Linked DNA regions of Homo sapiens: all the other regions are linked to region 2. Evidence: chromatin contacts called from ENCODE Hi-C or POLR2A ChIA-PET data. All regions are on one chromosome and are shown on one strand. The core of a region is the stretch at or near the end of the contact, and the rest is flanking DNA. Distances in the headings are between cores, read along the strand shown. Region 1 overlaps RGL1 (ral guanine nucleotide dissociation stimulator like 1). Region 2 has its middle 26 kb from the start of RGL1. Region 3 overlaps RGL1 (ral guanine nucleotide dissociation stimulator like 1).

Region 1 (4,429 bases), core at 1,908-4,407, 110 kb before region 2:
GGCCAGGCCCCTAAGTTTAGAGATGACGATGCCAGAACCAGGGATTTTCCCAAATTTCCACGAATAACTGCTGAGGGTTGTAGGTATGGAAGCCAAATTTTCTGGCTCACAGGCCACTATTTCTACTCCCAGAGTCAGAGAATGGTGGAACCGGATGGGCTCTGCAACCAGGGGTGGTGAGTTCCAATTGCATCTCTCCACTCACTTTCTGAATGATCCTGGACAAGCTGCTTAACTTTCCTGAGCTTCAATGTTCTCACCTCTACAAGGGAAATATGACAGTGCTTTTATGGGACTGCTGGGACAGTGAGTGAAACCACATATGCAAAGCATCTGCTCTGCCCCTCTCCCTTTCCAGGACACTACATCTCTGTGAGCCTCATGGTTTTCTCTACACACCCTCCAGGGTTAATGAGTGCATGATTCTGAAGACAAAGAATTAATAGGGGCAATATCACTATATATGCAACATTTTCATTATTATGAAAAAAACCATTATTAAGAGCCTGTTTTATAGTGAGTGTAATATTACTCTAAATAATAAAGAAAACCATTAAGCTATTCATATTTGGAGAAAATAATTTCAAAATTAATTATATGTGGCCCTAAATGAAGAGAAATAAATAGGTATTCCCTTTGTCTACTTAAAGCGACAAATGTCAAGGATTATAGGGAAAGTGATAACCAAATAAGATATCTTTTTTCTTACAATAACAGCTTTATTGAGATATAATCCACATATCATTGAAGTATACAGTCCAATGCTTTTTAGTATATTCACAGAGTTGTGCAGTCATCCCCATAATCAACTTTAGAATATTTTATCACCCCAAAAAGCAGCCCTCTACCCTTTAGCTATCACCCTGGGACCCTACCGTCCTCCCAGTCCCAGCCCTAGGTAACCACTGATCTACATTCCGTGTCCATAGATTTGCTGATTCTGGACATTTCATATACAAGTCCAAGTATATGATACGTAGCTGTTGTGGCTGGCTTTTTAAATTTAGCATGTTTTCAAGGTTCCTTCATGTTACACCATGTATCAGTACTACACTCCTTTTATGCCTGCAAAATATTCCACTGTATAGATGTACCATGTCCAAATAAGTTATCTTAATCCTGTTCCTTGAATTTAGCAATGGAGAACATGTAAAGCTGATATAGAAGTGTGTTCTCTAAGGAACTGTGACACTTCTGTAGTGTCCTTGCTAAAACACATACAAACCAACTAAGAAACAAACCAGAAACATATGTTACACAGAATGCAGCTTAGAGGGTTTTTCCTTTGTCTTTAGAAAATAGTTTTAAAAGCCAGCTAGAATAAATCTTTTCATATGGCAGCCAAGGAGACTAAGATACAAGTCCATTAATTTTTTTTGCTCATGTTTTAGTCTCAAACTTGCTGTGGAAGAAATCTTAGGCTGGTTACGTGACTTTCCTTAGTGTTCTTTTTTCAACCATCAAAGAAAGGATTACCTTTCGTGGCAATCAGACAAGGTTGCAATCAATTGAGTAAGGCTACATTTTAACACTTGACTGTCCCTTTGTTTTTGATACTATACTACAGTTGAGTGGAGAGTGGTGGTAAGGGAAAGAAGAGGTGAAGTGGAGGTGTGAAGGGTGGGGACACTGCATGCTTCTGATTTTCCCATCGCATTTCACCAGGGCCTATCAAGTAATGATTTTATATGACCCCATCGTTCTTAAGGAGAAATGTGCAGAGGAAAATCAACCAACTAATCTCTCTTTAATACACACAATCACCTTGATTATTCAAAATAGAGAAGAAAGAACCTAAAAAAAGAATAATAATCAAGAAAATTGCATTGGTCTTTGAAAAGCCTGCTAGTTCTTCTACTGATAAATATTGATGTCATAAACAAAGCACGAGCTTTGGAGTGCAAGTAGCTGTGGCTTCTACAGCTCTGTAACATGAGGCATTATAAACATCCACTTTATTTTTTTCTTTTTACCCATCAAAGAATCACCTAATAAATAATTTGGCTTACACCAAGTAGACTATCCCCTGAACGAGAATATGAGCTTATCAGCAAGCTTGAGGATTCTGGCACTCATTTTTCAGCATAAATTTATGAAACTCTGGTTTACCAGCTTGGGGCTCTTGCAAATTCAAACAATGCCAGTCTCTTAGGGCTTGATCAACTCTGAGTAAACTTATGAAACTGAGGACCCAGACCTTCCATTCTGCCCCACTAAGGCAGCCTGGCTGGGAAGCCAGCTGGCATCCCTCTCCTCCTAACTGAAACTGACTATACCACATGTGGTATAGACCATACAGAATTTATAGATTCTTCCCTGATATAGCCTAACTTCCTGACTAGTTCAAACCTGGGCAAACTTGTTGAATGTAGCTGGCCTAGTTGTACTCATGACACAATCCCCAGCCTCTAAATCTGTAGTGACAGAGAATCAGAACTGCCCCCTCCCTCACCTTTCCTTCCTTTGCACAAAGTTCTTTGATCTACAGTGAAGTTCCGGAAATGGAAGTGATGGCAGTAGTGCAAAAATCAGGAAACCAAGTTGTTAATTATTCCAACGGTTGCACCAAGAAATATGAAGAAAAACAGCATAGGATGTGGCCAGTTAATAATTTCAGGTACTTAGGAAAGAACATTTAAAGGTTTTTAATGCCAATAAGATAGTTTTTAAAATGCTGAAACTAAAAGGACAACTAAATAGTTTCCTACTGAACATCAAGAACTAATGTCCTATCTGCACACATTACCCCTTGAGTCCTAAAATAGCTTAGGGCTTTGTAGTGAGGCTGAAAAATAACCAGAAGTAATGGCAAATTGCTGTAACTTCATCACTCCACAACCTTATCCCTCAAAATCCAGATAATAAGCACATCCTTCAAATCATCCCCAAAGCCAATAATCTTGGCTTTGGTATACTTAGAATGAGTTTGATTTCTGCAGGAGCCCTGCCTCAAAAGTCATTAATGATTATGTGTAAGATGCACCCTGCCTGAAACACACAGAGGATTTCAAATATGTTTCTCTAGTTATGCGATACAAGCTTTGAAGGTGAGGACTCATCACAACCACTAATTATCCCGGCCAAAGAAAAGCAGAGCAAACACTTGGGAACTTACCTTGGGACGGCAGCCCAAGTCTTTTTTAACCGATAGATGGAATTAGACTGCAGTGCCGAAACGATGGCCCTCAAGGAGGAAAAATTCTTCAGGAGTCTACATTCCTGCATGGGGAGTGATTAAAACATAAAAGGCATTTAACTATCAATATTACAATGACTTGGTGGTTTCCTGTTTTAGAGGTATCACAGCTGCTATGAATTCTTACCACAAAATAGGCAGCTGTATAAATAGTGAACATCAAAAAGTGGCTCCTTCCTCCCACCCCAGTCATCGAAACACTTTATAGATTTTGGCACAGTATGCTTGTTTTTCTCTCGTCAATATATTTTTTTGTGTTGTTGTTACAGTTTTATAGTTTCCAGCTTTCCTAGTAAAAACACTAATGGAGGTAAGTCTACAGAGCTATGCTAGAAAGAGCAACTTTCTTCTGCTGAAAGCACACAGATGTCCTAAAAATATGCACTTTAGATCTTCTTTAGATCCCAAAATGAGCTGGGCAGCAGCCACTTTGAGGTCAGATGGTATTGAACATCTCATCACCAACCCTTGTCCACAGAGGTGTATATAATTTGGCAATAAAAATTCACCACAAGTTGAACTTTGGCTTTTATGCTCTTAGCCAAGGGGGGATATTTTTATACACATTCATTTGGTTTCAAATTGGCTTGTCCTGCAACCATAAACATTCAAAAACACCTTGGTACTTCAATGCTTCCAAAATAACTCGGCCTTTTAAAATAAAATTCATTTTGGCAATGTTTTAAAACAAAATAGAAAGAGAACAGGAAACATTCTGGATGCCATTTTCTGGGTAAGGAGAGAGGCTCCCTATTTAAACTTAAGCTACCATAAGGAGCCTGTAGCATCAGCAGTTAGTGACCTTGGAGTCAAAGTCCTGTGACTGAATAGCAGGGACAGCAAAACAGACAGGGAGAAAGTCCCATTCTTGGCTGGCATGGGGAAGGTAGCAACGTGAGGAGACTGGACCAGGCCTTATGTCAAAGGAGATGCTTCATATACAGGCACATGACAGCGTACTAGGCCCAGTGTTTACAAGTGAGTACACCATGTGAGCACGTATTTGGTTTTGTGTAGAGTATCTCAGGTAAGAAGTCCCAGAGTGATTGGGCATAAATGTAAATCACTTCGAGAATCATTTCACAAAGAAATGTTAATCCTGAATACGAAGGAAAAACAGCACTCTAATTTAGCATGCCAAAATCTGGACACTGAAAACTATGCCAAACAAACCCTCAAACATTTTCTTTAGAGTAAATGCCAAAGTACTTAATAAAAGTCATGTCCACCCTT
Region 2 (4,433 bases), core at 1,808-4,307:
TGTGTGTTAGGAAGGAGAAGGAAGTGGAAAAAAGAAGAGTAATAATTGCTTCATCTGGGTTTTCAATTGAATTTGATTTTTTTCTACTTATTTTACTTCAGAAAAGAGATTTTGATAAGAGGAACTAGTCCATGCCTGAGAGTATGAAGAACCAAAATGTCCTAGCTATCCATAAAGTCGGAAGGATCACTCTTATCCCTGCCCCATCCCTCTGGCCAATGGAAAGGCTAGAAAAGAGGTGCTTGGAGGAAATGTTGACAAACCTACTTAGCAATAGGCCCTGAAGTGTGAGGAATATAAACCAGCTGCAGAGAACTGGCCTTCAGGAGCTGCTGGTGGCTCCATTGCCACGGAACAGCATGACTCCTTTGTTTTCTTGGGCCTGGGAAAGGAAAAATGTCTTTTACTCTTGTGTACAGTCTTGAACTGCAGCTTCATTAATCCATTTCATGGTCAGGGCTATTGTGGCATATTTCATTATTTATCCAGACAGTATGAAGAGGTAAGGCAAAACTGAGACTCAAAAGAGTCCACCGCGCTGAAAGTATCACCTATCATACACCTTTTGTTGTGACACATGTAGAGGCTTTCTATTGGCCAAAACCTATCCTCAAGCCTGTATACAAATCCTATAAAATAAGCATGACTTTAACATTTTTTTTCCTACCTGATGGTAATCCCATAAAGCACTGAATCTCCCCCTCTTCTCACTCACCATCCAAGCATTCAGTGCTGGGGCAGAAGAGGGCAGGTTGGCAAAATGAGAAGACTTATTGGATAATTTCTAAATGCTGAAGCTTCTTCAGGGAAGCAAACTTCCTGCCCAGGGCAGGTTACTTCAGCTAGTTACAGCACAGGGCTAATGAGGCCAAGGTCATGAGCTTGTTTACCCTGAGGGCCAATTAACTTTGATCTACTTTATGGCCACATCCTGTATCCCTCAATCCAAACAGCTGTTTCAAAAATGGATGCCCTTGACGACAAGGAGGACTGCTCCAAAGTAAAATAGATGTAACAGTTCAAATTTATCATGCTCCTGAAAAATGACGCAAAGCATATTAGAAACATTATGAACCCACATTTCCACCAAAATAATTATTTGCAAAAAATCAAGTCACCCAGCACATTAAGAATGTTGCACCCATTCACAGGTATTCTCCCAGGGAGGAAACTGGAATCAAGGTGAGTTTTATCAAATTCTATATCCTTTATATCTCACTAAGTATTTTATATAAAACTAAACTGAATCAACATTTTAGACACTATTTGATCTGAGCATTCTTCATGCTAATTAGATACTGATTTTCTCTTTTATGAATTGATAGTTATTTCAATTGACCCATTTCCTCCTTCACAAATACATTCTTCACCCACACACTATGCATAAAATACCTTCTGTTTTCAATTGGCTTGCAGAACTCAACACTGATGCTTTCCTATCATTCAAAAAAAAAAAGATACAAATTTACAAACTATCTTTCCTCAAACTTCTACACAAGTCCTTGTTTTTTAAAGTTTCCAACACAATCCACAAACCCAGACCTAGAGCAAACTTTGGGGCTATCTCACACACTCACCTTGACCCAGAATTAACTGTGGGGGCTACCTCACACACTGTCCTAGAATTAGCATCGAGAGTCATCTTACACACTCATCGTGAAACCTGAGCACGTCTTGATCTCAAGATAATAAAAAGAAATTTTGGCCAGGCACGGTGGCTCATGCCTGTAATCCCAGCAACTTTGGGAGGCTGAGGTGGGTAGATCACTTGAGGTCAGGAGTTCAAGACCAGCCTGGCCAACATGGTGAAACTTCATCTTTACTAAATATACAAAAATTAGCTGGGCGAGGTGGCACATGCCTGAAATCCCAGCTACTAAGGAGGCTGAGGCAGGAGAATTTCTTGAACCCAGGAGGCAGAGGTTGCAGTGAGCCAAGATCCAGCCTGGGTGACATTGCATTCCAGCCTGGACGACAAAGCAAGACTATAAGAAAGAAAGAAGAGGAAGGAAGGTGGGAGGGAGGGAAGGAAGGAAGGAAGGAAGGAAGGAAGGAAGGAAGGAAGGAAGGAAGGAAGGAAGGAAGGAAGGAAGGGAAAATTTTGAAATTTTGCAATGCTCCAAATAAGAATCACCACTTCTAATGAACAGCTACACAGCTTCCTTACTGATAGCAGTCTGTCCTCCAGGGGAGGAGGAAGTTTCCCCTTCTTTCTTCCTCCCAGCCACCTAATAGGTGTCCATGAAAGACTGAGAGAAAAGTCTAAGCGGAGCACCAGTTGTACCAGTGCCAGGTGTACAATTCTGCCAGGGGGTTGGCACAGGACCATCTCTTACAGAAACTGCTCCACCTATCACGGCCCATTTGTCTTCAAAGGAGCACTGAATCCAGGCCTCAGGAAAGATGCAGACAATTCCCTAAAGGATGAGCCCTCTTTTGTAATGATCTGGGAAAATATGTCAATCTGCTCAGAGAGACTTATGCTGACCATGTATATTTTGATCCAAAACCTGAGACATGTAGCTGAACCATAGATGACATACATCAAATCAGACTGAGGACAGAGAATTTGGAATATAGAATCCAGACCCTTTTTCCCATCCTAGATTTTCCATTCTCCCCAACTTCTTTAAAGAACCCTCCCAGTTCTCCATGGGCTATCAAGCCTCCCCACAGTTTCTCTGTTTACCCCCATAAAGGACAGAAACATATCATATAAAATAAGGTGTCCCAAATCCCTGAAACCATAAAGGATTATATATAAACATCATTTTATTTAGTAAAACTTTACATAGTATACAGTTTTCCCCATACTACTTGTTTATGAGGTCACTAGGAAAACCCCTACTCTTTTATGTCTTCCCTCTCCTGTTTATGTTTGATATCCTCCCTTCTCCCCCGCTAGATTTTTCCTTCTTTCCTATCCTATAGTACAGAGCCCCTTTTCTTCTTTACTGTATAATTCTAAACACAAGCGCTGCCAATAACCCTAAGCTATGCTGCATCATGCTGATTTGCACCAGCTGTGCCTTATGGCGGTTAACCCATGCTTATAACAGGGTCTCCTTAGATCTTCCTGTGAGAACAAAATCCACATACACATCTAAAAGTCACAACCAGTGAGGTGGAAAGTGAGCCAAAAATAAATAGATCCTGCTTTGAACTACTGATCACATTAAATAAGAAAAAAATACAGAGCTGGAGGAAAGAAAAATGCTACCCCGAGCTGCAGCTTAAAAATTTTCTTGGACACATGAAACAAACTGTAAAGATAATCTATCCCTTCAAACATCCCACTTCCAAATGAGATGTTAATTTTCTCAGTATCAATAGGGTTGGGGAGAAAGGAAGATCAGGGTAGGGAGTGAAGGAAAGGAAGACTATCATCATGCAGAATTCAAATGACAATAAAAAGTACATAAAACTCAAACGACAATAAAAAGTATACTCTAAAATTAAAAGCTAATGGCCAGGAACTTTGTCATGTAATTAGAGTTTGCAAAGCTTAGAGTCTTTGAAAATCTTAGATAATTGTAAAAACCAAGTCCATAGAGCAACAGTTGGGAATTAGAGTATAATGTTATTCTGCAACTTTGGGCAAATCACAATCTCAGATCATCAGTTTTCCTATGAGCTCCCTCCCTGAGGAGTCACAGGCAAGGTCACCAAATGGTTTGTGTATTCTGAATTATCTGGACCGCTTATTTTCCATTATGAAACCTTGTGTAATCGTCCTATGTTTGAACACGATGAGACATTGCAAATGACTGTCATTAGAATGTAATCCTCCTTCATCCCTGCCCCAGAGCAACTGTGTTCTAGATTCTCCAAACCAAACTCAAGTTGTCCTAGCTCCATAGGATAATGGACACATGCCATTGGTTTTGTTAAAAGAAAAATCTTCCAGATTGTAAAATTATTTATTAGTTTTACAAACTCTGGCTAACCTCAAGATCCGGGACACAAACATAATCCATCTGATGCAAGAAAATGTCAGCAGTATACGAAAATTAAGATAAAGTTAACTTTGTATTACAAAGCTTATGTACTTACAAGTTAGCTTCCCAAAGGCTATCTTCAAGTCTGTTTCTCTGAAAGTCCAAAAAGAAATTAAACAAACCACTGCTAATATCTTCTGCTGATGGTAGGCAGAACTGATACACTTTGGCTCAGGACAGCTTCGATCCATCTATAAAAGTCCTTAGGTTGAAAATGTGTAGGAGACAAAACCTCTATGCTCATTTTATTCACTTGAAATACAGTAAGTTTCTGTCCATTAAAAATAGCAGCACCATGATTCTGGGCTCCCCAGAAACCACAGCATTCCATCAGACTTCAAGCACTGAATTATTGCTTCCTAAGCACCACAACATTAGTACAAAAAATGGAGACCTCGCTAACAGTGACAGATGGGGGTCATGTTTTTGTGGATG
Region 3 (4,195 bases), core at 897-3,396, 65 kb before region 2:
TGGCTTTATCTCTTTATTTAATTTCTGAAAGTTTTCTAGGGAGAGGGATCTGGTTCAGGCAAAATAGCAAACATTTCTTTAGGCCTCTTAAGACTGTTGACTCAGATCAGGGTCTAATAGCTGTTCTTTATCACTCTATATGTAGTTTTAGAACAAACCTTGTAGTACCCATCTGTTCCCCAGAAGTTCCAATTAACTTTATCAGAAACAATAAGTGAAAAAGATATATGGTTTAGAATTCTACATGTTATTAATTATTTGGTTCACTGTTGCTTGAAGTGTGTGCCGTAAAACACTAGTTCCAAAAAAAACTCCTATGGTCAAGTTTGGGAACTATAGAGTTCAACAAAGTCAATGATATCTCTTTACTGCAGAATTTCTCATATGCCAACGGTGTTATTCAACTCCAAGAGAGGGGTATGGTATGCAGCATTTCCAGATGGATTTCTCTTTAGTCTGAGAGCATCTTGCAGAACTTCAGAATGCACATACTTTGAAAAATTTTGGCTTATTAAATTACTGTAATGCATTTAAAACTTAACTCATATTTACCACTTTTCATTTAAAAAAGAAAAATCAAAACATTATAAAATATAATGTTAATTTTTATTTTCAAATGTGTATTCCTTTGATCTCTTTATTAATACAAAAATGTCAGGATGTTTTGTGTTTTGTACCTTGTCACTTCAAAAGACCTGGCCAAAATAATTGTCAGCCTGCATGATATTCAAAAGTAGCAGTTAGAAAATATACTTCAGGATGGGAGCGGTGGCTCACGCCTGTAATCCCAGCACTTCGGGAGGCCAAGGGGGGTGGATCACCTGAGGTCAGGAGTTCAAGAACAGCCTGGCCAACATAGTAAAACCCCATCTCTACTAAAAATACAAAATCAGCCACGTGTAATGTGCGTGCCTGTAGTCTCAGCTACTCAGGAAGCTGAGGCAGGAGAATCACTTGAACCCAGGAAGCGGAGGTTGCAGTGGGCTGGAGATTGTGCCACTGCACTCCAGCCTGGGCAACAGAGCGAGACTCCATCTCAAAAGCAAACAAACAAAAAAAAACATGAAAATATACTTCAATGTTAAATATTAACAACAATAAAAGGAATGGCTTCTCAGTGGTTAGGGATAGTCAAACTCTGATTTAAATCAAGCTTCCTCGCCTTGTGATAATAACAGTGTTCCCTTACCAAACAATGTTGAAATTTGACGATTCTTATTTTACTTACAATGGAAACTCTACTTTAATTCTAAATCCTTCTTATCAAAAGTGATGATTATTTAAAAGAACTATTTTTTCACCGAGTATTGACGTGTCCCAAAATTCAAACACAGAGAAAAATGCTTGTCAAAGGACCTGATGAAGTGGGTCCCATTTCCTGCCAGAAAGCAGAGATTTGGCAGAAAGCCAGGGTTCTCCCTTGGGAATGGAATTATGTTTCTCATTAACCCAGCCCCTCTCTTTCAGTACTTTCTTACTCGGAAAAAATTTCAATATGCATACATGATTCCTGTAAGTCCCTTTAACAGTATTTGTTCCTCAGGGTTTGCATCTGTGCATTAGGAAGAACCACATATGACCTAACAGAAGACTAATAAAATATTTTGAAAATTTAGATTTAAAAAATAATTTTCAAAGTGAACATCAATGACAATATCATAAAATAAGTATAGAATTGCTCTTGTGCCTACAATCATTCTCACACAAAATAACAATGCATGTTAAGTTATCAGAGAATTTGCTTAATGTCATTTTCTGTAGAACTGCTAAATATCCTAATACCTGCTTATTATGGCAGGGGAAAGATCTGATGACTTCTAATTTGCCAACATTCAAATAGAGTACATTTCTTATGAAACAAAAACTTAAAATGATCTGCTTACCACTGAAATTATTTTGAAATGAAACTGTACAGAGGGGAAACACAAAAAATACTCTGCCATATGGCCCGACAAGAGAAGCTAAAATGTTAAAAGTTTCATTTTTGCAAGAAAAGATTCCTATAGGTCTGTAAGTGTTTTAAGAGACTTTAGGACCTGTTTTTGCTTATATTATCTTAGTAACTTTGAATTATTAAGTTGAAGACGAAAGGGGTGGAACCCTTGTCAGACAAGTGCTTAATAACCCAGACTTAGAAAGCAAGACACGGAGGCCTGAGCCTGTCCTGTGGGTTAGCACGCTAACAGGAAACAGCTCAATCTGGATTTAATCATAGACCGTCGCTTTACTGACAAGATCACGGTACTGTGACCACAAAAATGTTTCATGTTTGTTTTTTTGGTTGATCTTTGTGCCTTTAGAATCCAGCTTTTTCTAAGAGAACATGTCTGAGTCCTATGGGGTAAATATCTAAAACTGTGCCCAAGTGTCCTACCAGGTAATTTCCATAATTATCGATTTTGGCATGAGACGGAGAGGAAAAAGGGCATGTGAGAGATGAAAGATGCCATATTTCAATTCCGTTTCCAGTCATGGAAAAATAAACTCTTTCACCTTCTAAAACATAAACTGTTAACCAGTTGGGTGTTTCTAATTTGAAAAAAAAAAAAAGTCCCTTCAATCAAAATAATAATTCAGTCATCTGATAGTTTAACAGGGAACGTGTTAAGCAAACAACCTCATTAGGATGGAGACAGTATGGAGTCCTCCACACCATGATCACTCTTCAGTATATCAGTTCTCAGGCATCTTGGCCTGAGCAGCAAAGTAAATAGTGAGTACTATTCCAGCTGTTAACTCCCTCCAAAAATCTAAAACCCACACCCAATCCCTACATTCATCCCCAAACACCAAAAGTAAGTTTTATGCTTCCTTTTCATATGCCCTACAACCACTATCCAGCAACAACAAACCACCACAATACAGGCTGAGGATCTTTTATCTCAAATTCTTGGGACTGAAAGTGGTTTGGATTTCAGAATTTTTCAGATTTTGAAATATTCCCACTATACTTACCATTCAAGTATCCCCATTCTGAAAATCCAAACTGCAAAACACTGCAATAAGCATGGATGTTGGAGCACTTTGAATTTCGGTTTTAAGATTAAGGATACTCCACCTGTATAGGAAAACCCACAAGCTGACTCACAAATAAGCTCTGCTCATCTCTCCATATTACTCAACTGCATAAATTTCTTTGCCATGCAACAAAATTTGCATCATTCTCTCAGCAGAAATCATGTATGTAATGACACCCAGCAGAACATGACAAGGCCAATACACCTGAGTACTACAGTGACTATTTACACACAGGACACTCAGAGATGTTAAGGTAAAGTCTAGAAAATACTTTAGGGCCCATGATGTCAAGCTCAACATGAGGTTCTGCCTTGTGTGAACTTTTATTAGGTTGGTGCAAAGGTGATTATGGCTTTTGCCATTAAAAATAGTGGCAAACTTAACAAAACTTAAACCAAAACTTGTCACAATCACCTTTGTGCTAACCTAATATTGGGTGGGAAGTCACTTTTTTGCTAGGTTAGGGTTGACAGATAAATTACAGGATGCCCAGTGAAATTTTAATTTCAGAGAAATAATGAATAATTACATACTATGTGGTATAAGTATGTCCCATTCCATGTTTGGGATCTATGCATACTAAAAAAACCTATTTGTTATTTATCTGAATTTGAAATGTAATTGTGTATCCTGTATTTTTATGCTACTAGCACATACACAATGGCTGTCTTTTCCATTTATTCATCTACTTATTCAGCTACATATTAACTAAATGGTACTATGTGCCAGGCACTGTGCAAGGTACTAGACATATAAAGGTAAATAGCATGCAGTTCTGGCAACCAAGTTGTTCAGTCTGGTGAAGGAAACAGACACAAAGAAACCATTACAATAAAATGTGAGTAAAATGGTGGAGAGAGAGGCAAGACATGGAGGGAAGCACCAAGAGGGGCCCAGTGTAAAGGAGGTGTCAGAAAAGGCTTCTTAAGTAGGTTCTGTCTGCACTGGGTTGTTTTGTTTTGTTTGTTTGTTAGAGATGCAGTCCATCTCTATTGCCCAGGCCGCAGTACAGTGGTGCAATCAGGGTTCAATGCAGCCTCAACCTCCCATGCTCAAGCATTCCTCCCACCTCAGCCTCCCAAGTAGCTGGGACTACAGGCACGCACCACCCCAGCTAATTTATTTATTTATTTATTTATTATTTATTTATTTATTTATTTATTTTTTAGAGACAAGG

The links. Hi-C counts contacts between places; a loop is a spot of excess contacts on that map. ChIA-PET counts read pairs that join two places held with the same protein, here RNA polymerase II (POLR2A). Pooled maps may share reads with other maps.
Region 1: a loop to region 2 is called in a map of A673, with 5 times the contacts of the local background. The contact joins two enhancer-like sites. A Hi-C loop is called at or near these places in 1 of 168 maps with a recorded cell type or tissue (A673). POLR2A ChIA-PET finds 5 or more read pairs at or near these places in 2 of 52 experiments (A673 and activated B cell).
Region 3: a loop to region 2 is called in a map of A673, with 5 times the contacts of the local background. The contact joins two enhancer-like sites. A Hi-C loop is called at or near these places in 2 of 168 maps with a recorded cell type or tissue (A673 and OCI-LY7) and 2 of 50 pooled maps. POLR2A ChIA-PET finds 5 or more read pairs at or near these places in 2 of 52 experiments (B cell and IMR-90).

The regions. Positions count from the first base shown.
Region 1 is chr1:183,887,264-183,891,692 of GRCh38, reverse strand. RGL1 (ral guanine nucleotide dissociation stimulator like 1) reads right to left here. Exons shown (of 18, transcript NM_001297671.3): 8 at 3,116-3,219. Among named protein-coding and RNA genes, the nearest start is that of RGL1, 84 kb to the right of the region's middle. Within about 2 kb of position 3,157, at least 3 of the 41 ENCODE cell types and tissues checked have a DNase peak (open chromatin) inside an H3K27ac peak, as active enhancers do; they include A673, where a contact is called at or near this core.
Region 2 is chr1:183,776,820-183,781,252 of GRCh38, reverse strand. It overlaps a transcript of RGL1 not described here. Among named protein-coding and RNA genes, the nearest start is that of RGL1, 26 kb to the left of the region's middle. Within about 2 kb of position 3,057, at least 2 of the 41 ENCODE cell types and tissues checked have a DNase peak (open chromatin) inside an H3K27ac peak, as active enhancers do; they include A673, where a contact is called at or near this core.
Region 3 is chr1:183,840,688-183,844,882 of GRCh38, reverse strand. The region is part of intron 2 of RGL1 (ral guanine nucleotide dissociation stimulator like 1); the gene reads right to left. Among named protein-coding and RNA genes, the nearest start is that of RGL1, 38 kb to the right of the region's middle. RefSeq lists an enhancer at 3,046-3,095. Within about 2 kb of position 2,146, at least 18 of the 41 ENCODE cell types and tissues checked have a DNase peak (open chromatin) inside an H3K27ac peak, as active enhancers do; they include A673, where a contact is called at or near this core.